Linked DNA regions of Homo sapiens: region 1 is linked to region 2. The links are chromatin contacts, found by Hi-C or POLR2A ChIA-PET in ENCODE. All regions are on one chromosome and are shown on one strand. The core of a region is the stretch at or near the end of the contact, and the rest is flanking DNA. Distances in the headings are between cores, read along the strand shown.

Region 1 (6,095 bases), core at 215-2,714, 260 kb after region 2:
GTGGCATGATCTCGGCTCCCAATCCAGGAGGTGGTCCTGGGTTCAAACGATTCTCCTGCCTCAGCCTCCGAGTAACTGGGATTACAGGCGTGCACCACCATGCCTGGCTAATTTTTGTATTTTTAGTAGAGACGGGGTTTCACCATGTTGGCCAGGCTGGTCTTGAACTCCTGACTTCAAGTGATCCGCCTGCCTTGGCCTCCCAAAGTGGTGGGATTATAGGCGTGAGCCGCCGCGCCCGGCCAGGGCTCCTAGTCTGAGAAGTAAGTGTCAACCCTGCTCAGACTCCCTGGGAAGGAGGGTCTTGCTGTCCCGTTCCCCCGCCCTCTGTGTCCCGGCCTGTCCCAGGCCCTGCACTGTCTCCTTCTTCTTCCCATCTTGCCTGCTTGCTTTTAAACTTAAGCATGGGTTATTTTCCCCTTTGTTATTACTCTGCCTCAGAAACCCCAGCAGGGAAGTCTTGGTCGCACAGGCATTCTCTAGGATTCGTTTCGTGTGTGCTTTTTAACATCAGGGTACCATGGTGTCCGGGCCTCGGGTAGGATTTTTGCTGCCCCTTCACGAGTGTCTGGCTCTGTGTCCAGTAAGCTTTAGGAAAAACCGCTGCCGCCACTGCCTCCTCCCAAGCTGCACCCACCCCCCCGCCCCATCCAGCCTGCACCTTCCTTCTGCTAAAGAAAACTTGGGGTGGAGCAGCAGGAAGACAGGCATGAGAAATCACCCGAATAACTGGGTTCATTCTACTGGCGATTCCTTGATGGAATGGTGTGCGGCCATCTTGTAAGCTGTGATATTTAAAGAACCTTTAAAGACATGAAGAATTCCTCCGAAATACCACATGACCCCCATTTGGGAAGAGGAGAAAATTTGTACGCATGGAGGGAGGGGAAACTGGAAAGACGGGAATTAATCCTCTAAAACATTAGTGGGGTGGTCCCTGGGTGGTGACAGGTGATTTTTAACTTTATTTTTTCTGTACTTTTCTGTTTCCTGCAATGGTCAGTCATTGCTCTGGCAATCGGAAAAATACCCTTATTATTGTTATTATTTTGAGACGGAGTTTCGCTCTGTCACCCAAGCTTTAGTGCAGTGGCGCGATCTCGGCTCACTGCAACCTCCGCCTCCCGGGTTCACGCCATCCTCCTGCCTCAGCCTCCCGAGTAGGTGGGACTACAGGCGCCCGCCGCCACCACGCCCGGCTAATTTTTTGTATTTTTAGTAGAGACGGGGTTTCACCGTGTTAGCCAGGATGGTCTCGATCTCCTGACCTCGTGATCCGCCAGCCTCGGCCTCCCAAAGTGCTGGGATTACAGGCCTGAGCCACCGTGCCCGGCCAAATACCCATATTATTAAGAGAAATGTTTACAAAAGGTTAGGACGAAGCCACCTTGGCTGCGGGAGAGAGGAATTGACAGCCATGATTGTTGGTGCGCACTGCGGCCGCCAGGGGGTGCTGGGTGCACGCAGCACAGAGACTGCAGCCTCCTCCAGTCGCCTCCCAGGGCCCTCAGCAGCTAAGTGTGCAGGAGAGGGTTGCAGACGCCAGGGTCCGTGTGTGACCTGGCTGCTGGAAACAGCGCCACTGAAAAATCAACAGGAGACTCCCCAGCCCTCCAGCCCCCCAGCTCATTGTAGCCTTCAAAGACCACTGGCCCCAAAACTACCCGATTCAAGGTATTTTCAGTATTTGGCCCCACCGGCCCCGCCTCTCACGTGTCTGAAAACAGCTCCTGTCGTCTTGCTCTTCCCTCAGATGCTTCTGATGAGCAGAATTCACAGTCCTCGATGGAACATTCGATGAACAGCTCAGAGAAAGTAGATCGGCAGCCGTCTGGAGACTCGGGTCTGGCCGCAGAGACGTCTGCAATCTCTCAGGTACCTCGCTCGAGGTCTCAGAGGGGCAGCCAGATCGGCCGGGAGCCCATTGGGTTGTCGGGGGTACGTTGAAAGGTGTTTCGTCATTGTGTTTTGTTGTTTTGTCGTTGGACCATTGGAACTGTCATTTGTCCATTGGGCTATGTCCATGAACACAGTCCTGGGCTCTGCCTTGGGCTCTGGGGCCGAGGGATAATGAGACTTGTGGCCTCTGCCCTCAAGGAGCCTCTGGGTCGGAGGAGGATGAAGGGACCTTGAACCCAGCCTCGGCTGCTACGTTTTGTCTGTTCAGGTTCACACAGGCATTGCCTCATCTCAGTGATCCCCAGATCGGTGACCTTTAGAGCTGGGAAGACAAGACTTCAGAAACCTAAGTGGTGGGGCCTCCGACGGAGCGGTGCTGCTGGCCCCACTTGCACTGCATGGGCCCCTCTCCAGGGCATCACTCTGTGTTGGAATCTGGTCTGAATGAGTCAGCACAGGTGCAGTGGGGCCCGGTGGTTAGGAGCAAACCTCCCAGAGTCGGGCCCAAGTTTGAATCCCAGCTCCCAAAATGGGATCACGGAACTGTCTTAGGGCCACCGTGAGGATTCGATGGGAGAACTTGGGTAAAACACTTAGCATGGAGCGGACACAAGATGCAGAGGTGTCATTGGCCATGACCACTATTAGGATTTTTCACTGTAAATCCTCTAGACTTTTTTTCCTTCGAGACAGAGTCTCACTTTGTCACCCAGGCTGGAGTGCAGTGGCATGATCCCGGCTCACTCCAACCTCCACCTCCTGGATTCAAGCAATTCTCCTGCCTCAGCCTCCCAAGTAGGTGGGATTACAGGTGCCTACCACTCTGCCTGGCTGATTTTTGTATTTTTAGTAGAGATGGGTTTCACCATGTTGGCCAGGCTGGTCTCAAATTCCTGACCTCAAATGATCCACTCCCTCAGCCTCTCAAAGTGCTGGGATTACAGGCGTGAGCCACTGCGCCTGGCAACTTCAAAATCTTTAAACCCTTTGATTGGCAGGTCCCTTTCCAGAACCTCACCCCATGGAACCCCCTCCACATGCCCTAGCTCTAAGGGGCTGCTTAGGGAAATCTGGGGTCTTGTCTGAGACAGACTAGGGCGCAGCCATCTAGAAGAGCATGGTTGTGCCTTCCAGGTTCTGATAAACATTCTTGCAGCGTGCAGTGAGAAAAGCAAGCTGCAGATCCGCAGGCGTAGCATGAGCCCATCTGGTTAAAAACAGTAGAAACCAAAGCCTGGTGATTTATATTAAGACCAAAGTTGTCGGCTGGGATCTCTGGGCCTCTTGATCTCAGAGAAGAAAAGCTCAGCTTGAAACTTTGATCCATACCCTGAGAGTATCCAATGCTCCCCCGCAGTACCTGGAAATGCCAGGAGTCCCCCATTCTCACATCGCCCCCACTACCCCACACTCTTGCTTCCAGGAGACCCAGACCTAAAATTGGGCCTCTTCCACCATTTTCACAGGCACACCGACACACATATTGTCCACAGAGCTAGGTGTGTGAGTGACATGGAGGATGTACTCCAGTAAAGCAGACAGCCTGACATTTCAAGCAATACGTTTTTGGCCGGGTGCAGTGGCTCACATTTGTAAGCCCAGCACTTTGGGAGGCTGAGGCAGGTGGATCACTTGAGGCCAGGAGTTCGAGACCAGCCTGGGCAACATAGCAAGACCCCGTCTCTCCAACAAAAAGAAAAAGAAAATTAGCCAGGCATGGTGGTGCGCTCCTATAGTCCCAGCTACTCTGGAGGCTGAGGCGGGAGGATTGCTTGAGCCTGAGAGTTCAAGGCTGCAGTGGGCTATGATCCTACCATTGCCCTCCAGCCTGGGTGACAGAGCAAGACCCTGTCTCAAAAAAATAAATACAGAAAAAAGGAGAGAAAGGACAGAAAGGTAGCCTTCCTGACTCCCTGCGATCCCTGCTCCCAGGGTCCCCCAGAAGGGGCTCATGTCACTGTCTCTGCAAGTCCATCGCATGTCCTACTCGAGGCCTCTCCTCTGCAACATTTATCTCTGAGAACCCACCATGGACCAGGGGCTATACCTAATCCCTGCCTGCCACAGTGGGGCTGACAATGGGCTCAGGATAAGCAGACACAAGTAGGTCACAGAGTCCCACTAAGTGCCGTGAGAGAGTGAAACAGGGTGACGTGAAGAAGCAGAACAGGCCATGGGTAGAGGGTGCTGTGGCTGGCGTCAGCAGGGAGGGGCTGGCTGTGAGCCGGACATGAAGGGGGCCCAGGCTGGGACGGTGAGCTCTCCAGGCAGGGGCAGACCAAGGTGCAGAGACCTCAAGACAGGAGCCAGCTTGAAGAACGAAAGAGAGGCCAGGGTGGCCGGGGAGGCCAGAACCTGGTGGGTGAGGAAGAGAATGGTCTGATGAGGGAAGAAGTGGGCCAGGCTTGTCACTAGGGCCTTCTTGGTCCTGGTGAGGAACTGGGTTTGTTCAGAAGTCAGTAGGAAAGTTGTGGAATGCTTTGTATTTGTAAGTTGTGGTTTCTATTGGAGGAAGGTTGCTGGGGCCATCCTGTTGGCCACAAGCAGGCTGCTCCATCAGCCAGGCCAGAGGCCGGGTTGGAGGGGGGGTGCGGGCGGAGAGGTGGCTTCAGGGGGTGTCCAGGCCTGGGTCTTTCTCCCAGGCTGATGGGGAGCACCAGTTAGGATGGCTGCGGTCAGGAGTTTGGTCTCAGGTGACAGGTTAGGTTTGAGAGGCCCAAGACAATTGTGTGATGGATGAGTGAGTGTTAAACCTTTTCTGGTGTCCTGGGTTTCATGGGAATTCAGTGACAACTACAGACCCTTTCCCCCAGAATAACACACACACATATGTGTATACCCAGCAAATGCTGAGAGTCCAGCCCAGACCAGGCACTGTGCCCAGCCCTGCAGGAGCAGGAGTCTACATGGCAGAGTGGGTCTGGGCCTCTGGGAGATGGCCTAGAACTTGCAGAGATTGCCAGGCATCATGGCTCACACCTGTAATCCAAGCAGTTTGGGAGGCTGAGGCAGGAGGATCCCTTGAGCCCGGGAGTTCAAGACCAGCCTGGGCAGCATAGCAAGACCCCATCTCTACAAAAAACTTAAAAAAAAAAAATCATCCGGGCATGGTGGCACATGCATATAGTCCCAGCTACTCAGGAGGCTGAGGCAGGGGGATCCTCTGAGACCAGGAAGTCGAGGCTGCAGTGAGCTATGATGACCACTACACCCCAGCCTGAGCAGCAAAGCAAGACTCTGTCTCTAAAAAAAATTATAAAAAGAACTTGGAAAAGCTGGTGCGGTGGCTCACGCCTGTAATCCTAGCACTCTGGGAAGGTGAGGCGGGCAGATCACCTGAGGTCAGGAGTTTGAGACCAGCCTGGCCAACATGGTGAAACATGGAGACATGGTGAAACCCTGTCTCTACCAAAAATACAAAAAATTAGCCAGGCATGGTGGTGTGCACCTGTAATCCCAGCACTCTGGGAGGCCGAGGTGGGCAGATAACCTGAGGTCAGGAGTTTGAGACCAGCCTGGCCCACATGGTGAAACCCCGTCTCTACTAAAAATACAAAAATTAGCCGGGCATGGTGGCGCGTGCCTGTAATCACAGCTACTTGGGAGGCTGAGGCAGGAGAATCACTTGAACCCAGGAGGCGGAGGTTGCAGTGAGCCAAGATTGCCCCACTGCACTCCAGCCTGGCAACAGAGTGAGACTCCATCTCAACAACAAAAACAAGAACTTGGAAAGGTGAACTTGAAACAATAATCACAAGTAATCACCCTAGCAATGAATCATAGATGGGAAGATTGATAACAGCAACTTCTGGTCCAGTCTGAATGAGTGGGGAGAGCCTAGGGTCCAAGGCAGCAGTGTAGGAAATGCTCCCGAGTTACCAGCCATTGGCATGTGATAGGGTCAGGCAGGGGCCAGGGGACACCGCGCTCCATAGCTCCAGGAAGAGTTTGGGTGTGAGGGTCTCCATAGGTCCTCAAACTCTCTGGAGTCCACGCTTGGGCCTCGGGTCTGGAACTGCTGGTCTGAACCACAAAGCCGCCCCCGCTCGGTTCCTTCCTTGGCTGACCTTCGGCCTCACGCCTGGCCTAACTTGCTCTCCTGGCCCATTAACCTGTGTTCCCCTTTTCTCCTCTCCCCAAGGATTTGGAAGGAGTGCCACCCTCTAAAAAGATGAAACTGGAGGCCTCTCAACAAA
Region 2 (6,177 bases), core at 2,517-5,016:
CTCTCCCGTCTGTGTCTTCACAGCCCACCTCACCCCGCCTCCCCCGGCCCAGGAAACTTCAGACTTCACCGCAGCTTCCTGCCTCAGAGGATGTCAGGGCCCCGGTGAGGCCGACAGAGCAGTGAGTGCCATGGCCCCCGCCCCTTCCCTTCTGAGCCCTGCGAGCCCCGTCACCCGATCTGCCCTCCCTCCGCTGTGGTGTCTGTAACTACTTCCTCAGGAGGGAGACAGCCACACGGGCCTTCCACGAGGGCCCCTGTGGGCAGCGTCCGGCCCCTGCCCAGGACCAGCGTTTGGTCCTGGGTGTGGAGAAATTCAGCCTCTGAGAGCCACCCCTGTCTCACAGCTCTGGTGGCCACCAGTCGGGAAGATGCCCCTTCCGCCACTGTGTGTGGCCCATTGGGTTCTAGAACTTTCTACAACTACGTTTACTAGACTCATTTCTGGCTTGGCCATTCCCTCACCCTCTTGGCCTTTGCCTCTCTCTACGTGGCCGCCTGGCCATGGCTTTCTGTCCTGTTCTCCTGAGAGCCGTCCACCTGCAGGCCGAGATGAATCATCTCCGGCATTCGGATCCACTACCCATTCATTCCATCACCTTCCAGGCCTTGCTCCATGACAAGCACTGGGACCTGGGCTCTCCCTGGTGGCACTCACTGACCAGGGGATTTCCTCCTATGAGCAAGCCTTCCCTGGTCACGGGGGGATACCCTACAGGGAGCAGCCAGATCTCTTCTCCCTGGGTGCCCCTCCTTGGGGTCTGTCAGACTGTGAGGCTAGCCACCTCCCCTGAGCCCTGCTTCTCTGCTGCTTGGAAGAGACTTGCCAGGGAAGATAGATCTCCCCGCTGCAGCAGGGTCTGGGGGTCAGCTTGGGGCATGGCACCGTAGATTCCAAAGCACAGGCTTGAGCTAGGGCTGGGCAGGGATGGTAGGAGGATCTTTTTAATTTTTTTTAATTTTTATTTTTTGAAACAGGGTCTCGCTCTGTTGCCCAGGCTGGAGTGCAGTAGCGTGATCTTGACTCACTGCAATTTCCGCCTCCTGGGTTCAAGCAATTCTCCTGCCTCAGCCTTCCGAGTAGCTGGGACTATAGGTATGTGCCAACACGCCTGGCTAATTTTTATACTTTTAGTAGAGACGGGGTTTCATCATGTTGCCCAGGCTGGTCTTGAACTCCTGGCTTCAAGCAATCCTCCTGCCTCAGCCTCCCAAAGTGCTGGGAGATGTAGTCTCGCCCTGTCACCCAGGCTGGACTGCAATGGCACAATCTCGGCTCACTGCAACCTCTGCCTCCCGGGTTCAAACGATTCTCCTGCCTCAGCCTCCCGAGTAGCTGGGATTACAGGTGCCCACCACCACACCCAGCTAATTTTTGGATTTTTAGTAGAGATGGGGTTTCACCATGTTGGGCAGGCTGGTGGACATCATATATTAATCTGATTTAATCCTCATGACCCTCTTAGTGCTCATGACAGATCAGGAAACTGAGGCCCAGACATCCCCAATGATACGTAGCCAATAGAGCTGGGGTCAAAGCCCAGATCTGACTCCAAAGAGGATGGCAGGAACAGGATGGGACCATGGATGGGATCCCCATGGTGCCAGTGGTCGCCTGCTTCTGGTGACTGTAGCAGGGGATGCTCCTCCATCCCTCTGGTAGCAGCTCTTAGCACAAATTCTTCCTACAGCAACTTGCAGCTTTCCAGAATCTCCACAACTCAATCTACTCTGACATGTTCCTTGAGCATCTCTCTCTGGGCAAGGCCAGAAAGGCCATCCCTGTTCTTATGATGTGGAGGCTGCCCTGAACAGTGAACCCCGGGACCTGATAGGGGAGGCCCTGATGGCAGAGGAGGAGGAAAGAAAAAACCTCCTGACCTCTTGCAGGGCAGTGGGTTGCTGTGAATGTCTCCACCCAGCAGCACTTGACTCAAAAAGTGGGTCAATGACCTTGCCCCTCCCTGGCTACTGCACAGGAAACATGAGAGTAAAGGTGTCCCAGACCATGACTTTTACTACCCCCGGGCCACGCCCCGGGAATTCCTCTGATGCCTCAGCTCTCCCAGCTCACCAGGGGCTAGAGACAGGCGCTGTTTTGGGGTTGGCCCTACAGGGCCCACATCCCACAAAGACAGGTTCCTCAGAGGCCACGATAGGACCTGCTGAAGTCGGAATGGAGGGGGGCTCTGAGCTAGGACAGCCCCTTTTCGGGTCCTCTCCAAGGTCTAGGTGGGGGTGGAGGTGTCTGGATTTTGGCTCCATCCTAGGTCAGTGTCTGACCTCACCTCACACACACAAGGCTTGGCTGGCCGGAGAGGGCCACCGGATGACGTGGTTCCCTGCAGGTCACTAAACACTGAGTCACAGAGGTGGGGTGAGGCCCCACCTGGGGATCTCAACCTTTGGTCCCCAATGTTGATGAAGCCCAGATGGGAGTCAGGGTCCTCCCACTGACTGTTTCTCCTGTCCCCACCCCTCACAACACCGACTCCCAAGCAATTGCACATAAATCCGTAAACCACCCGTGGGGGCCTGCAGGTGGCAGGCAGAGCCTGGTGTGGGGCCCCTGCCCCCAGTGCTCTGTTCCTTCCTCAGTTCATTTTCTACACTGTCTGGTTTTGTCCCAGGGAACTAGGAAAGCACAGAAGTAATTGTAGCCACGCAATTCCAGAACCACCAACTGCAAGCCGTGGAATCCTGGGAGCTGCAGACACAGAACTCGCATCCACAGGACCCCAGAGCCTCAGGCTGCAGAGCGCAGGCCACAGAGCCCTGGAGCCACAGGCTGATCTGCAGCCGGGAGCATCCCAGAACCACAGGACCCAGACACACAGCCCAGGCAATCCGAGCACCAAGGGACTCAAATCTGCAGCTCACAGAGTCTGCAGAGACCACAGCAGGTAGCGCAGCAATCCTGGAACCATGGGAGGCCCAAGAGCAGCCCACTGCTTTCTAGAACCACAGGAGAGGAACGAGCTGTGGGCTCTCAGCACAGAGCTGGGAGGGTGGCCCCAGAGTTCACCTCCTCCTCCAAACACCTTCCACTTACGTATAGGGCTTGGCCTCTAGGGCCCCGCAGCCAGCGCCCCTGAGCGGCCTCCAGGAGTGAAGAGCCGGCCAAGGCCCTGCCAAGGCTGCAGGGCGGGGACACCCAGTGGGGGACGCCCGGGAGGGGAAACCCTTCGGGCGGGCGGACCCTCGGGCCCCCCGGCGCGCAGGCGCACTCACCGGCCGTGTCGTAGAGGTTCAGGGTCACCTCCTTGCTGCCAACGGTCACGCTGGCCGTGTACTTCTCGAACACCGATGGGGCGTAGTGCTGCGGGAGAGGGGGTCGGGTTGGTCCTTAGTGGGGCCGGCGGGGGCCAAAGTTCCAGCTGAATCCACTGTCCACCCCCCTCACTCGTCCCGGATCAGCCCCCCCTCACCCCGCTGGGCTCTGGAATTCCCGAGGGGGCGCCCCGGGGTGGCGGCCGCCTGTCCGTGCTCGGGACGCTGGGGACTGAGGGTCGGGGCTCTGGGCTCAGGGTAAGGGGCGTCCCTCGCCCCCACCCCAGCCCCGCTGCGGGCCTCACCTCGGGGAAGGAGCCCTGGCTGTACACCATGAGCAGCGAGGTCTTGCCGCAGCCGCCGTCGCCCACGATCACGATCTTCAGCTCCTTCCTGCCCGGACCGGGGGCGGCGGTCTGGGCCAGGGCCCCGGGGGCATCCATTGCCCGGAGCCCGCAGCACTGGCGGCGGCGCGCCGGGCACTAGCGGAGCCAAGAGGTCGGGGGCGGGGCGGGGCCGGAACCAGCCCCGCCCACTCGGAGCAGCGCCGCCTCCGCCAGGCAGCCTCCCGGCCGACCTCCCAGCCTCAGTTTCCTTTCTGCTAAGGTCTCAGCCCTGGGTGTGGGTATTCAGCTCTCAGTCCCAGGGATACTGCAGCACCGGAAAAACGGGGCTCAGCTGCGAGCAAAGCTCCCACCCCCAACCCACCGCCACCCTCCGCGCGTCACGTCGCGCCCCTCGCCGGCGAGACCCGATCGTGGCTGCCCAGCGACTCCAGGTGCCCCTGATTAGCAGGCTCCGCCTTCGGCAGGGACCCTCTGATTGGCTGGCGCGGCCAGACAGGGTCTCCCGGATTGGCTGGCTGTGCCTCCGCACCGGGTTCGAGAAGCCCCCGGCCTCCAGCTCCGGGAAGAGCCCCTCAACTTTGCACTGCCCCAGCGGTGTGGCTTGGCACATGTCCGCCTCTGGCCTCAGCTTCCCCACAGGAGGTAGCGGCGGTGGCACCAGGGAAGATGCTGACGCGAGAGTCATGTCTGCCCACCTCGCCTGGGCCAGGGACGCCAGCGTGCACGCGGGTTCGGGGTGAGGGACTGGGCTCCGCTTACCCGCACCCCGACCCTGGGCTGCAGGGTGGACGTCTGACGCCCTCTGCCGGGCAATCGCCTCGGCGCCGGCCGCTCCGGGCGCAGGTTGGCCCGAAACCACTAGGGGCGGCCGCCTCCTTCCGGCAGGAGCCAGAGGCGTGAACCACGCAAGACGTCGTCAGGGAGGGGCAGGTTGGAGTAGCTCTAGTTGAAGTCAACTTGGTCCCTCTCCTGGAGCTTTGGAGACTGATAACCCCACACCCACCAAGAAATGTAAGAAAATGCGTTTCCTTGCCAGCAGCCACATGTCCTTCATCCCAGGAATCCCCCCAACTCTCCCATCCCCTGATCAAAACAGCTTATTTGTTGAGCACTTACTGTAGGCAGTGCTATCAGGGCTGCTGGCTGAATTACCCGTAACCCCCACCCCTCCTCTTACTCCTCACCCTGGGCGGGCTGACTGCCCTCTGCACCACCCAGATGAGTCGACAGGGTGGCAGAGGGACCCCCCCCTGGAGCCGGTCCACGGCAGACAGGCACGAGAGCATGGCCGAGAGTGGGATCCTACCAGCTGGGGTAGGAAGAGCCCATTTCTAACAAAACCCCCAACAGCAGCATGGTTGGGGGCAAGTGGCCTTCGTAGTTTCCTCAGATAGGGGCTGGCAGGACTCAGGATCTTTTTGCTGGCGACCCCACCCCGAAGACTCCCAGTTTTCAAGGTCTCGGCAAGGGTCATGTAAACCTCACTTCGTGGAGGAAAACCGCCAACCTGGCAGTTCCATGGTCAAGGTTCTCACAGTGCAAGCAAGGCACGGTCTGACCACCAGAGGGCAGCAGCGACCGCCCACAGAATCCCAAGACCACAGCAGAGCTGGGAAGGGGAGGCCGGGGAGGCACCCCAGGTTCTCAGTGGACGCCCTCTTCAGGCACTGGGCAAAGGGTAATCTCCTGGGTCAAGCACCCCCTAGACAAATGCACAGCAACTCATCCATTCCTTTTTTGCAACACGTTTATTGAGAGGCAGTTGTGCTCCAGCCTTCCAGGAGGTCACAGTCTTAGGGGAAGCAGTGCAATGGAGGTTGGAAGCAGGGGAACCCTTTACTGAAGGCTGAGCGCTGGCTGGCACACTAGGCCTGGCAGCACTGGAGGGCAGGCAGGGAAAGTAGGGTGGGTAACCCAGCCTGGCAAATGCACGGCAGCTAGAAAACCTCTTCAGGTTCTGGGGTGGCTGGGCCATGAGAGGGGAGGCCAGGCAGGGCTGTCAAGGTAACCGGGGTCAGATCATGGAGTTGCCTGCCAGGCTCCACAGGAGTGGGGGACAGAAGCAGAGCAACCCAGCTACCAGCCGGGCCCTGAGCTCCCTCAGGGTGACCAGGGAGGAGCTGTGACTGGCTGGGGAGGCAGGGCTGGGGCCGAGGTTCCCCAGGACGACAGGAGGGAGCCAAGGCACTCTAAGAGGTGGAAGAAGAGGACCAGAAGCTGGTGAGTGCATCACTGGAGCCCATAGGAGGGCTCCTGACTGTCCTCAAAAGCCTCAGACCTCAGTGTCCACTTTCTCCATCCAAGAAATGGGGCTGTGATCTCTGCTTATGACAGCACAAGCTTGCACAGAAGTGGAGGCGGGAAATAAGCACAAGTGTGCCTTCCCAGCCCGGCCTGGGTCCAGGCAGAACAGCTGATACTGGCCCCAGTCTGCCCACCCACCCCTGCTGGCCAGGAGGCTGGCAGAACCCCAGCCCCACCTGCCTGGAGCGCGTTTGATTTGGACTCGACTGTTGTGGTGATGGAGGGGGGCTGGATCTGTAGCTAAAAATACCTCGGAG

Evidence for each region. A loop is a pair of places that touch in the nucleus more often than their neighbours do. ChIA-PET counts read pairs that join two places held with the same protein, here RNA polymerase II (POLR2A). Pooled maps may share reads with other maps.
Region 1: a map with no recorded cell type shows a loop between it and region 2 (23-fold over the local background). The contact joins the enhancer-like site here to the promoter of RHOF in region 2. A Hi-C loop is called at or near these places in 2 of 168 maps with a recorded cell type or tissue (PC-9 and sigmoid colon), 1 of 37 single-sample maps with no recorded cell type and 7 of 50 pooled maps. POLR2A ChIA-PET finds 5 or more read pairs at or near these places in 6 of 52 experiments (AG04450, BJ, Caco-2 and 3 more).

Annotation. Positions count from the first base shown.
Region 1 is chr12:122,053,052-122,059,146 of GRCh38, forward strand. It overlaps BCL7A (BAF chromatin remodeling complex subunit BCL7A), which reads left to right. Exons shown (of 6, transcript NM_001024808.3): 5 at 1,754-1,875; 6 at 6,041-6,095. Among named protein-coding and RNA genes, the nearest start is that of LINC02985, 7.2 kb to the right of the region's middle. RefSeq lists an enhancer at 1,727-2,341. Within about 2 kb of position 1,465, at least 4 of the 41 ENCODE cell types and tissues checked have a DNase peak (open chromatin) inside an H3K27ac peak, as active enhancers do.
Region 2 is chr12:121,789,922-121,796,098 of GRCh38, forward strand. RHOF (ras homolog family member F, filopodia associated) reads right to left here and starts at 3,767. Exons shown (of 5, transcript NM_019034.3): 1 at 3,575-3,767; 2 at 3,231-3,318. The coding sequence starts at 3,712. It overlaps LINC01089 (long intergenic non-protein coding RNA 1089), which reads right to left. Exons shown (of 4, transcript NR_152740.1): 4 at 5,346-6,177. It also overlaps a transcript of SETD1B not described here. RefSeq lists enhancers at 1-55, 2,838-3,669, 3,675-4,215, 4,162-4,211, 4,756-5,296 and 3 more and a silencer at 3,142-3,681.